Linked DNA regions of Homo sapiens: regions 1, 2 and 3 are each linked to region 4. A link is a loop called in an ENCODE intact Hi-C map of the cell type or tissue named here. Cell type or tissue: heart left ventricle. All regions are shown on one strand.

What was found. A loop is a pair of places that touch in the nucleus more often than their neighbours do. Peaks named below come from ENCODE experiments on the same cell type or tissue, not always from the same donor. Only the 100,000 strongest peaks of a DNase experiment are listed, where the experiment ranks them.
Region 1: it touches region 4 in a loop (2.5-fold over the local background); 45 of 110 quality-filtered maps call a loop at or near these places.
Region 2: it touches region 4 in a loop (2.8-fold over the local background); 26 of 110 quality-filtered maps call a loop at or near these places.
Region 3: a loop joins it to region 4, with 2.6 times the contacts of the local background. A loop is called at or near these places in 5 of 110 quality-filtered maps.

What each region holds. Positions count from the first base shown.
Region 1 is chr10:114,776,289-114,778,788 of GRCh38, reverse strand. It overlaps LOC101927692 (a long non-coding RNA gene), which reads right to left. Exons shown (of 3, transcript NR_120628.1): 3 at 1-838. It also overlaps a transcript of ABLIM1 not described here. Among named protein-coding and RNA genes, the nearest start is that of FHIP2A, 44 kb to the left of the region's middle. In heart left ventricle, no CTCF peak of the experiment used is centred here; no DNase peak of the experiment used is centred here.
Region 2 is chr10:114,781,468-114,783,967 of GRCh38, reverse strand. It overlaps a transcript of ABLIM1 not described here. Among named protein-coding and RNA genes, the nearest start is that of FHIP2A, 39 kb to the left of the region's middle. In heart left ventricle, no CTCF peak of the experiment used is centred here; no DNase peak of the experiment used is centred here; H3K27ac peaks cover 113 bases.
Region 3 is chr10:114,628,278-114,630,777 of GRCh38, reverse strand. All of the region lies in intron 1 of ABLIM1 (actin binding LIM protein 1), which reads left to right. Among named protein-coding and RNA genes, the nearest start is that of ABLIM1, 29 kb to the left of the region's middle. In heart left ventricle, no CTCF peak of the experiment used is centred here; a DNase peak (open chromatin) is centred at 1,483; H3K4me3 peaks cover 2,393 bases; H3K27ac peaks cover 2,500 bases.
Region 4 is chr10:114,711,055-114,713,554 of GRCh38, reverse strand. It overlaps a transcript of ABLIM1 not described here. Among named protein-coding and RNA genes, the nearest start is that of ABLIM1, 54 kb to the right of the region's middle. RefSeq lists an enhancer at 1,292-1,791. In heart left ventricle, no CTCF peak of the experiment used is centred here; no DNase peak of the experiment used is centred here; H3K27ac peaks cover 1,448 bases.

The DNA.
Region 1 (2,500 bases), 65 kb before region 4:
GGAGCTAGAGTAGAAAGGAATGGGAGGGACAAGAACACTCCTGGTAGACGTGAACACTCTGGAAAGATGAGAGGAGTTAGCAATGAAAATAAAAAAGGGATTGGGCATTTCAGGTAAGGGAAACAACATGATTCATTTAGGGGAACTACAAGGAGTTTGGTATTGTTAAAATGTATGTGTGTGTGTGTGTGTGTGTGTGTGTGTGTGTGTGTGTGTGTGTCTGGATGATGAATGGGAGGGGGACAAGGAAGAATGGCCGGAGGAAGTAAGGAACAACAGGTTTGGAAAGACAGTGACAACGATTGGTGACCTTAATTATGTAGCATCAGAGTAGTAGTAGAAACAAAGCAAGATCGCGATGGAAAGATTACTGAAGACAATCTAACTATTTGGACAGATTGAGAGATTTTTTGTTGTTGTTTTTTGAGACAGCATTTCACTCTGTCACCCATGCTGTAGTGCAGTGGCCCAATCCTGGCTCACTGCAGCCTTAACCTCCCGGGCTCAGGTGATCCTCCCATCTCAGTCTCCTGAGTAGCTGGGACCACAGGTGTGTGACACTATGCCCGGCTAATTTTTGTATTTTTTGTAGAGATGGGATTTTGCCATGTTGCCCAGGCTGGTCTCAAACTCCTGGGCTCAAGCCATCCACCTACTTCAGCCTCCCAAAGTGCTAGGATTACAGGCGTGAGCCACCATGCCCAACCAGACTGATTTTATGAAAGAAGTCTCATTTTGACAAGTCACCTTTTGAAAAAATATGACAGGCTGACTTCTGACTTGTATTTCCAGGTAGAATGTAGCAGATCATGGCAGGCCAGCGCTCTTGCTGCAACACCTAAGAAAAAGAAGGATAAGTTACCAAAATCATAGTGCAAAAGATTTAGTGAGAGACCTTAGTGAGAGAGCTGTGGAAACAATGAACACCATATGAACTAACATTGCAGAGAGAGGGGAGTACTTCCTAAGGGAGCTGACAATCTCTGGCCATTTTCCTCCCTGGGGATTTTTGTCAGTTCTGAGTGAAGACTAAGAATCATGCTTGACTAGAGGGACTCTTGGTGCTTGCGTGGGGCTGGCTTGACAGATTATAAACTAGTGTAGAACTGAACACACAGGAGCATATGCTGATGCTTGGGTGATGCAGGAGGCTGGGAGACTTGGCCAGAGAGGCAGAGTGAAATATCCCAATTTCATGGTACTTAAGAGACAAAGTCCCACTAGGAGGAGGCATCCTGCCATAAATACATGGCCAGTTACCCTCAATTATTTTATATACAATGTTTGGCATGCAATTAAAATTACAAAATTTGTGAAGGGGCAGGAAAATATGGCCAATAACCAAGAGAAAAAGCAGACAATATGAGCAAAGCCACAGATGGTTGATATACTTGAGTTAACTGACAAGGACTCTAAGAATAATTATGATTAATAAGTTAAACAAAATAGAAAAAATATGGAAAAACATGAAAAGAGAGAGAAATTCAACAGAGGTAGAATCTACTAGAAAGAATCAAAAACACATTTTAGAAATGAAAAGGACACTATCTGAAATTAAGAACACTTTGGGTGAGTTTTACAGGCAGAACACAGCAAAGAAAGAGTTAATCTATTTGAGGACAGGTCAATAAAAATGATCCAAATTGAAACAGAAAAAATCATGGAAGAAAAAAATGGGGCAAAAGAGACATGTGGGGCATAGACAAGCAGTCTAACATATTTATAATTGGAGAGGGTGGGGATAGAGAACGGGGCAGAAAAAATATTTAAAAGATTTAAAAGACAAGTGCAACCTAAGTAGAATAAAAGAAACTTATACATAGGTATATCATAGTCAAACTGATGAAAACCAAAAATTAAAAAACATTTTAGGCTGGGTGTGATGGCTCACACCTGTAATCCCAGCACTTTGGGAGGCCAAGGTGGCAGGATCATTTGAGGTCAGAAGTTCAAAATCAGTCTAGGCAACATAGTTGGACCCTGCCTCTACAGGGAAAAGGAAAATTAGTTGAGCATCCCATAGCTGGCATTCTTGTAGTCCAAGCTACTTGGGAGGCTGAGGCGGGAGCTCAGGAGAGTGAAGTTCCAGTGAGCTATGATCACACCACTGCATTCCAGCCTGGATGAAAGAGGGAGAACGTGACTGTATTATAAAAATCCATTTTATTTTTTTTTTGAGACTAAGTCTTGCTCTATTGCCCAGGCTGGAGTGCAGTGGCACAGTCTAGGCTCACTGCAACCTCTGCCTCCTGGGTTCAGGCGATTCTCCTGCCTCAGCCTCCCGAGTAGCTGCGGCTACAGGCACGTGCCACCACACCCGGCTAATTTTTGTATTTTTAGTAGAGATGAGGTTTCACCAAGTTGGGCAGGCTGGTCTCAAACCCCTGACCTTGTGATCTGCCTGCCTCAGCCTCCCAAAGTGCTGGGATTACAGGCATGAGCCACCACGCCCGGCCCAAAACTACGTTTTTTAACAAAGGAAAAAATATGCTTTACCTTC
Region 2 (2,500 bases), 70 kb before region 4:
ACTCTCATGAAGGTCACTAACAGCTTCCGTGTTGCCAAGTTCAGTGCACATTTTCCTTCTTTATTTTATGCTCCCTCTCAGCAGCTGTGTTGCCCTGGCACGCTGCAGGAGTGATACTGGACAGCTTATTGCAAACATTTCTTTCCAAGTTCAGTGAAGGAGTGTTGGTAGCTTGAAATTATTAGCCACAGTGACAGTATTTACACCACAAAAATCAGCAAATGCTACAAATCAGGGCCTTTTTTCCTGACAGCCACATACTAAACATTTACCTGCACACCGAGAGAGATAAGTGACCACTTTTCCCTTCACAAGATGCTATTTTTGTTGTTTATTCAATACCACCCACTCCTGGTTTTCTTTCTATCTTAACTCCCCTATCCCACCGTTACATGTTAGCATTCTTCTTTTTCTTCTTCCTTTCATGCGCTAGCTCCATAAATGATCTCACTAATTTCCATGGATTTAAATACTACCACTATGTGGATCAATTTTGGATTTGTATCTGTAGCCCAGACCTCTCTAAGATTCAAACTCAAACACGGAACAACTCATTTAAACTTGTACTGGGTATCTTACAGCAGACATCTCAAACTCACTGACAAAACTTAGTTCCATAAAACCTTTCCCTTTCTTTTTCTCTCTCTTTTATTTTTTTTAGTTTTTATGTTTATTTATTTATTTATTTATTTTTGAGACGGAGTCTCACTCTGTTGCCCAGGCTGGGGTGCAATCTTGGCTCACTGCAACCTCTGCCTCCCAGGTTCAAGCAATTCTCCTGCCTCAGCCTTCCAAGTAGCTGGGATTACAGGCACCCACCACCACACCCAGCTAATTTTTGTATTTGTAGTAGAGACAGGGTTTCACTATGTTGGCCAGGCTGGTCTTGAACACCTGACATCAAGTGATCCATCTGCCTCGGCCTCCCAAAGTTCTGGGATTACAGGCGTGAGCCACCGTGCCTGGCCAAACCTTTCCCTTTCTTATCTTCCCCATCCCAGCATCCTCCATTTCAGGAAACGGAACTGCAATATACTTGATCACTGAAGCCGGAAACCTAAGCATCATCCATGGTTCTTCCCTATTCCTCAGCCTCATGTCTAATCCATCGGCAAATCCTGTCAATTCTACCTCCAAAATATCTTATTCTTCTTATTTTTTTTCTTCAGCTTTATTCCCATCACATTTTGGGCTACCATCATCTTTCAGCCCAATTACTGTAACAGCTCCAAACTAATCTCTGAACTTCAATTCTTCTTCCCCTCGAATCCATTCTCCATGTAGCAGTAAAAATTGATCATAAAATGTGGAGATCACACCATTTGTCTGCTTAAAGTCTTTAAATGATCTTTCATTACATTTAGTTTAAAAAACAAATTTCAGGTTTTCGAACTGGTCTCTGCTTATCTCTCCAACTTTTGAAGTGTGATTATTTAAGCTCATGTATGTTCTGTTCAAGCCTTTGGCTTTCCAGTCTCTGAACGTGTCAGGCTTGCCCTCCATCTCACGTATAGCTTTTGAATGTACACCCCTAGTCTGAAATGATCTTTTCCTTGCTCTTTCTGTGGGTAGTTCCTTGTGTTCCCTTAATTACCCAATCAATTTAAATCTGCCTTTTCTGTTGTTCTTTATTCCAGCCCCTTGTTTATTTCCTGATTGAATGAATAAATGAATCTATAAGATTCCTAAGGATTTATCTAATAGGAATAAATAATGAAAAAGTATTAAAAAGTTCTTAGCATGAGGCCTGGTGCAGGGTATATGTTAAATCAGAATTTTTTTTGCTACTATTTTTCACTTTAATTTAATTTATAGCATTCTGTAGTTCCTAAATGAAGACTTGTGTCTGGAAGGTGGCTGTGTTAAAGCTCAGGATATTCTCACTTCCTAGTATCACAGATGGGTAACCTGATTTAAGCAGAACATCCCTAGTTTTTATGCTTTGGTTTATTAAGAATATACTAGTAAAGAAAGGAGTGAATCTTGCTGGTAGGAATTGAAACATTTATGGAGATCCAAATAGGATAAAAGACAAGAGCACTAATAAAACTATCAGACCACAGTGCCTTTTGTTTTTCCTGATCAAACAGATACAGAAAGAGCATGTTTAGATTTTGGCAATTTAATTGGTCAGACTGTGATACTAATAAGGCTCTTGTTATATGCTTCTAAATTTAGTCAGTTTGATATCAGAGAGTTCTGCAACTTTAATCTTTATTAAAAATAAACCTTTTCAATCATTAGAGCACCTAGGGCAAGTAGAAGGATGGTGCATTAATTATATATATATATATATATATATACACGCATATATATATACACACACACACGTGCATATATATGTATATACACACACATATATACATATATACACACATATTCACACACACATATACATACACACACACACACACATATATAGATATATATACACACACATATTTTTCTTTTTTTTTCTTTTTTTGAGACAGGGTCTCACTCCATCACCCAGGCTGGGGTG
Region 3 (2,500 bases), 83 kb after region 4:
TTCCTCCCCAAACACGGACATCTACTCTTTCAGGGCGTTCTTGAACCATTTCAATGACTTACCTGTGTTTACTTTATCTTAAAGCTACTATAGGGAATAGATTTAAGATGAAAATGCTGAACTCAAGATGATCCTTGTTGCTTGAAACTCAGTTTGATTCTATTATATTAATGAATGGATTGACATACAGGATCCTGAGAGCTTAACAGTGTAAAGGCTGCACCTCAGGACAAAAGAGAAACATGATTCTGCTCTATTCACTCTGCTCCTATAGATCTTTAGTAATCACATGCTGTAGCTTTGGTTTTTCAGTGGGTAAATGGTAATTGAGTGAAATGATTCGGTGTGAATAAAGGTGCTTCTAATAATATTTCCACTCTTTTGGGGGTGCTTCCAGGAACCCTCAGTACCAAACACAGATGTTGACATTTACTGCAGTTCAGATCTCTTCATTTGTAGCTCCCACCCAACTATGACATGGCACTCCTCTCTGTTGCTAATGGATTTGAGTTTGTTTCCCTGATATGAGTAATTTATGAGTGATGGGAAAGGGAATTACAAAGCCATTTCTTCATTCCATTCTTGCGGGACTCTTGGAAGACCTAGCCTTGCTATATATGGTATATATTATAGATCAGTAGTCCTCACATAGCAGCTCTTTTTCTAAGTCTTGGAGACTTCCCAAAGCTTAGATTGCCTGGGTTCACATTGCTCTACAAGTCACTGGCCACCTTCTAACTGGAACACTTTGGACAGGCCACCAAGAGGTCACATACTAGTATTATCTTAACCCTTAGACACTGATTAAAGGCTGTTCTGTTTTATTTTGAGGTCTGTGCCAGTCCACACCACTGCTTTCTGATTGCACTGACCTCAGCCATCAACAGAGAAAGGCAGGTTTGTTTCGTTTCGTTTCATTTTTGTTTGTTTGTTTGTTTGTTTTTGGTAGGTACACAAGGGTTTCCATAGGAAAAAGGGAACTTCTTCATAGCCCTTAAAGTGAGAAGGGCACTGGGGATCGTTTAGTCCAGGCATTCATCCTAGAGATGAGAAAACTGGGGATCAGAAAGGGTAAGTAGGTTGCTGAAGGTCACACAGCAGATTGTGGACAAAGTACTCATTCTCTGTGTCTCGTCACACCATGTAGTGGATGAGAGACCACAATTGCCAGTGTGTTGACAGCTGCTATCTCTGTCACAAGATGGTGAGCCTTTCAGAAGTGGCACTGTGTCTCCATCTTTAACTTTCCAGTGCATAGGTTAGTGTTTCCCCCACTGTAGATCTTCAAACAACCAAAACAGGTTGGCCCGTTGTCAGAGCAGGAACAGGAACCTGTGCCTTCTTGATTCAGAAACTTCTCCAATCCTCTCCATTTATTCTTGTTCTCAGAAAAGCCTAGCTCCTTCCTTCCCTGTGGAGCTGTCAGGAATCAACTCGAGGAGGCTCGGGTCCTGGCAATGTCCATCCCGAGGAACATGGCCGGCCCAAGGAGGAGTGGCATAGACTCCCTGTTGTGCTTGCCACTTAGAGCTCACACTGGCTTGCCTCATAGTTTTCTCTCTAGGATAAAATACCTGGTTCGGGGCTGACATGGGCAGGAGAGAAAGCACGCTGGCTGGTTGCCTCCACTAGTGTGGAGTGGCATTTGCTGACATCCTTTGACCTTATTATCTTTTGTTCTCCTGACCAGGCACCCATTCACTTCCAGCTGCAGACACTTATTGATTCCGGAATCTTGATGAAATGGTTATTTCTCTTATGTCTTCAAGGGTACCTTACCCTTGCTGTATCCTGTAACAAAGAAGCACAGGAGATTTCTGCAGGTTAATCTGTCAATAACTGCCTTCCTAAATACACGCTCGTCAACCTATACTCCAGAGGCCCACTATACTCATTTAAAAAGCTGTAATGTCTAGCTAATGGGTGTTATAGTGCAAGTTTTAAGAATACAAAAGGGATTTATTATTTATTTTTGTTACAGAAAATAAAAATAAGCAAATATTAGAGATTAAGCTCTATAAACACTCATTTTAAGTAATAAAGAATGCTTATGGTTTGGGAACCATGTGAAAAGACTAAGAATTTAGTCACAAGACAAACTTCAAGGTAAATAGAATTTTACGTTTAGGCACATCATTTTTTGTTTGTGTTGTTTGGTTTCCTGGAAGTTTTCTGACATTGTTGGATGGCCCAACTTGCTTTTGGGATAGAGCGGGACCCAGTGAAACTCATTCCAGTGTCTAAGTGGAAGGATGTTCACCTTCCACCTGACATTCATGTGTGTAGGGACGCACACATACACATACCCACAAGGCAAGTACTTTTTCTAGAGCAAGGTTTTTCAACCTCAGCATTACTGATATTTTGAGAGATAATTCTTCGTGATTCTGTCTTGTGCATTGTATGATGTTGAGCAGCAATCCTGACCTCTACATACCAGCAGCACTGACTTCTTACTCATGACAATCAAATATGTCTCCAGACATTAGCAAATGCCCTT
Region 4 (2,500 bases):
CCTTTTTATTCCCTTCACTGGGTAAGAAAAACACTGAGGGATAGCTTCCGGACTATCCCTGTTTTTGATTTTCCCTTTCTCTTCATCTTGCACTTGGTTTTGATTTCTCTGGGTTGTATAGTTTATTGTTGGATCTTACTACTGTGAACTTAAAAACTATGCTATTTGCCACCCCAGCTCCACTGTCTCTTAGGGACATAGCTCCCCTTAAATGCAAGGATTTTATGAGAAGTGGGATCTTTGCCATTCCATTTATCCTGGTTCCAGAGCAAAGACCTCCCTCCTGCTCTTCTGCTTCCTTGGTAAATAACCCATGTGCTCTAGGAAGAGGACAATACAGTAGCAATTGAATTCCTTCTTCCCAGGCATTTTCTCATACCAGGATAATGTCTCTTTAGCTGCTCCTCTCTTCCTTGTTAAATCATGAACCACGTATCAACATATTCTGCCCAGCTATGTTATAGAAATAACCGGGCAAGAATATGTATATTCTTTCCTTTTTTTAAGAGACAGGGTCTTGCTCTGTCTGTCAGGCTGGAGTATAGTAGTATGATCATAGCTACTGCAACTTTGAACTCCTGGGCTCAAGGGATCCTCCCATCTTGTCCTCCTGAGTAGCTAGGACTACATGTGTGAGCCACTGTGCCTGGCCATGAAGATGCGTGTTTCATTAATGGATGGAGCTCTAAGTCGGGGCAATCCATTGCCCTACGGTTTTATTTGTAATCAATAAGAAGTAATTATAGAAAATCATTGACAGTTTTGCTGAGCAGGTTCAACATTACTTGAAGAAACTCCAAATATTCCCGTGTCATAGATCATTTTGTACCAGAGTTGTTCTATATACCACTGAAAGTTTTCACTAGTAGCCTCAGACTGTCATCTAATTCTTCCATCCACTTAGCAGGCATGTCTCACAATATGGTGACAACGAAGAGGAAAACCAAACCAAGAAAGCCAGCATGGCTTCGGGGAGCTGGGTAAATAGGAGGTGACCTTGGATAAATACAGCTAATGTAACTGAGGGTAGCCCATAATAGGCTGTTGTCTTTTTTGTTCCTAAATTTCTTCTTATGCATTTATTATGTTGGCTTGAAAACCATCTTTTATCTCTATATTGTAATTTTCAGGTCTTATGAAGGAACTACTATGGCTTTTAATTATAGCATTCATGTACTTTTTTTTTTTTTTTTTTTTTTTTCGAGACGGAGTCTCGCTCTGTCACCCAGGCTGGAGTGCAGTGGCGTGATCTCGGCTCATTGCAGCCCCTGCCTCCCGGGTTCAAGTGATTCTCCTGCCTCAGCCTCACGAGTAGCTAGGATTACAGGTGCCCACCACCATGCCTGGCTAATTTTTGTATTTTCAGTAGAGATCAGGTTTCACCATGTTGGCCAGACTGGTCTTGAACTCCAGACCTCAAATGATCCAACCACCTTGGCCTCCCAACGTGCTGGGATTACAGGTGTGAGTCACCGAGCCCAGCCATTAATGTACTTTGTAATGAAAATCTTTTCCCTGTCACCCTGGAGACCCCCAGGCAGGATATGCTGAATATTTTCCACATGCTCCTCCGATTCCATTCTCCACCCTTTGCCCTGCTGTGCTCCTAGAGACTAACCCCGATGGCTACAGCAACGGCTCCCTTGACTTCTGCTTCAAGTTGGGCCCAGTTGGTGCGGGGGGCACTTAGCAGGATATCTGAGGGTGGGAGGAGAGTGTGGTTGGGGTATTTATTCCCTGGACTCCTTCTCTACCAGGTCACTGTTGGTTGTCTGTCTATGAAAGGCCACAGGTCCTGACAAGCCCCCCTCCCTCTCCACTCAGCTACTCACTTCAGGTTCTAGCATCGACTCCACCCCTTGCCTCTTTAGGCCTAGGGGTAAGCAACAGCTCCCCACTGTTGCTGGCTCAGGGTAGTGCATGCCCCTTGTGGGTTTACCTGAACCCTGACCACACCTTTGTAAATATCCCCTTTGTTAAACCTTTTTCAAGTTCTCCAGTTTGATTGTAACATCTGTCACCTGCCAAGACTCTGGCTGATATGCAGGTTTAGCGTGGGGGCTGGCACGCCTGGTGTTAGAGTGGTGTCTGTGACTGTGAGATTTGGGTCTATCATAAGCTTTACAGTTGGCTTCTCAATGGTCTTAACACTGTCACCATGGAAACTGAACATCAAAAGACAAGGGAAGGTTATGGATGAAGAGGCTCTGAGACATACCCAGTACCCTATAAAAGCCATTGTATAGCAACAGGAGGGCTCTTGGTAAGTTGAAGTGGGATGACTGCAGACAAATGGCAAAAGAAAATGATGCAAACCCCTAGTGAAACACAATTTCTAATGGGAGCCTGGAAAGCAGAAGCCATTCCGTTCCTTACGTGTAACAACCAGAAATAAGATGACTTTTGCTACTTTTGTTCTTGTGATTGATAGGGGAAAACATAGATCTTCAGACAGAAACAGAAGACATACAGGGACAACAGATTCTTCAAAAGAGTAGGA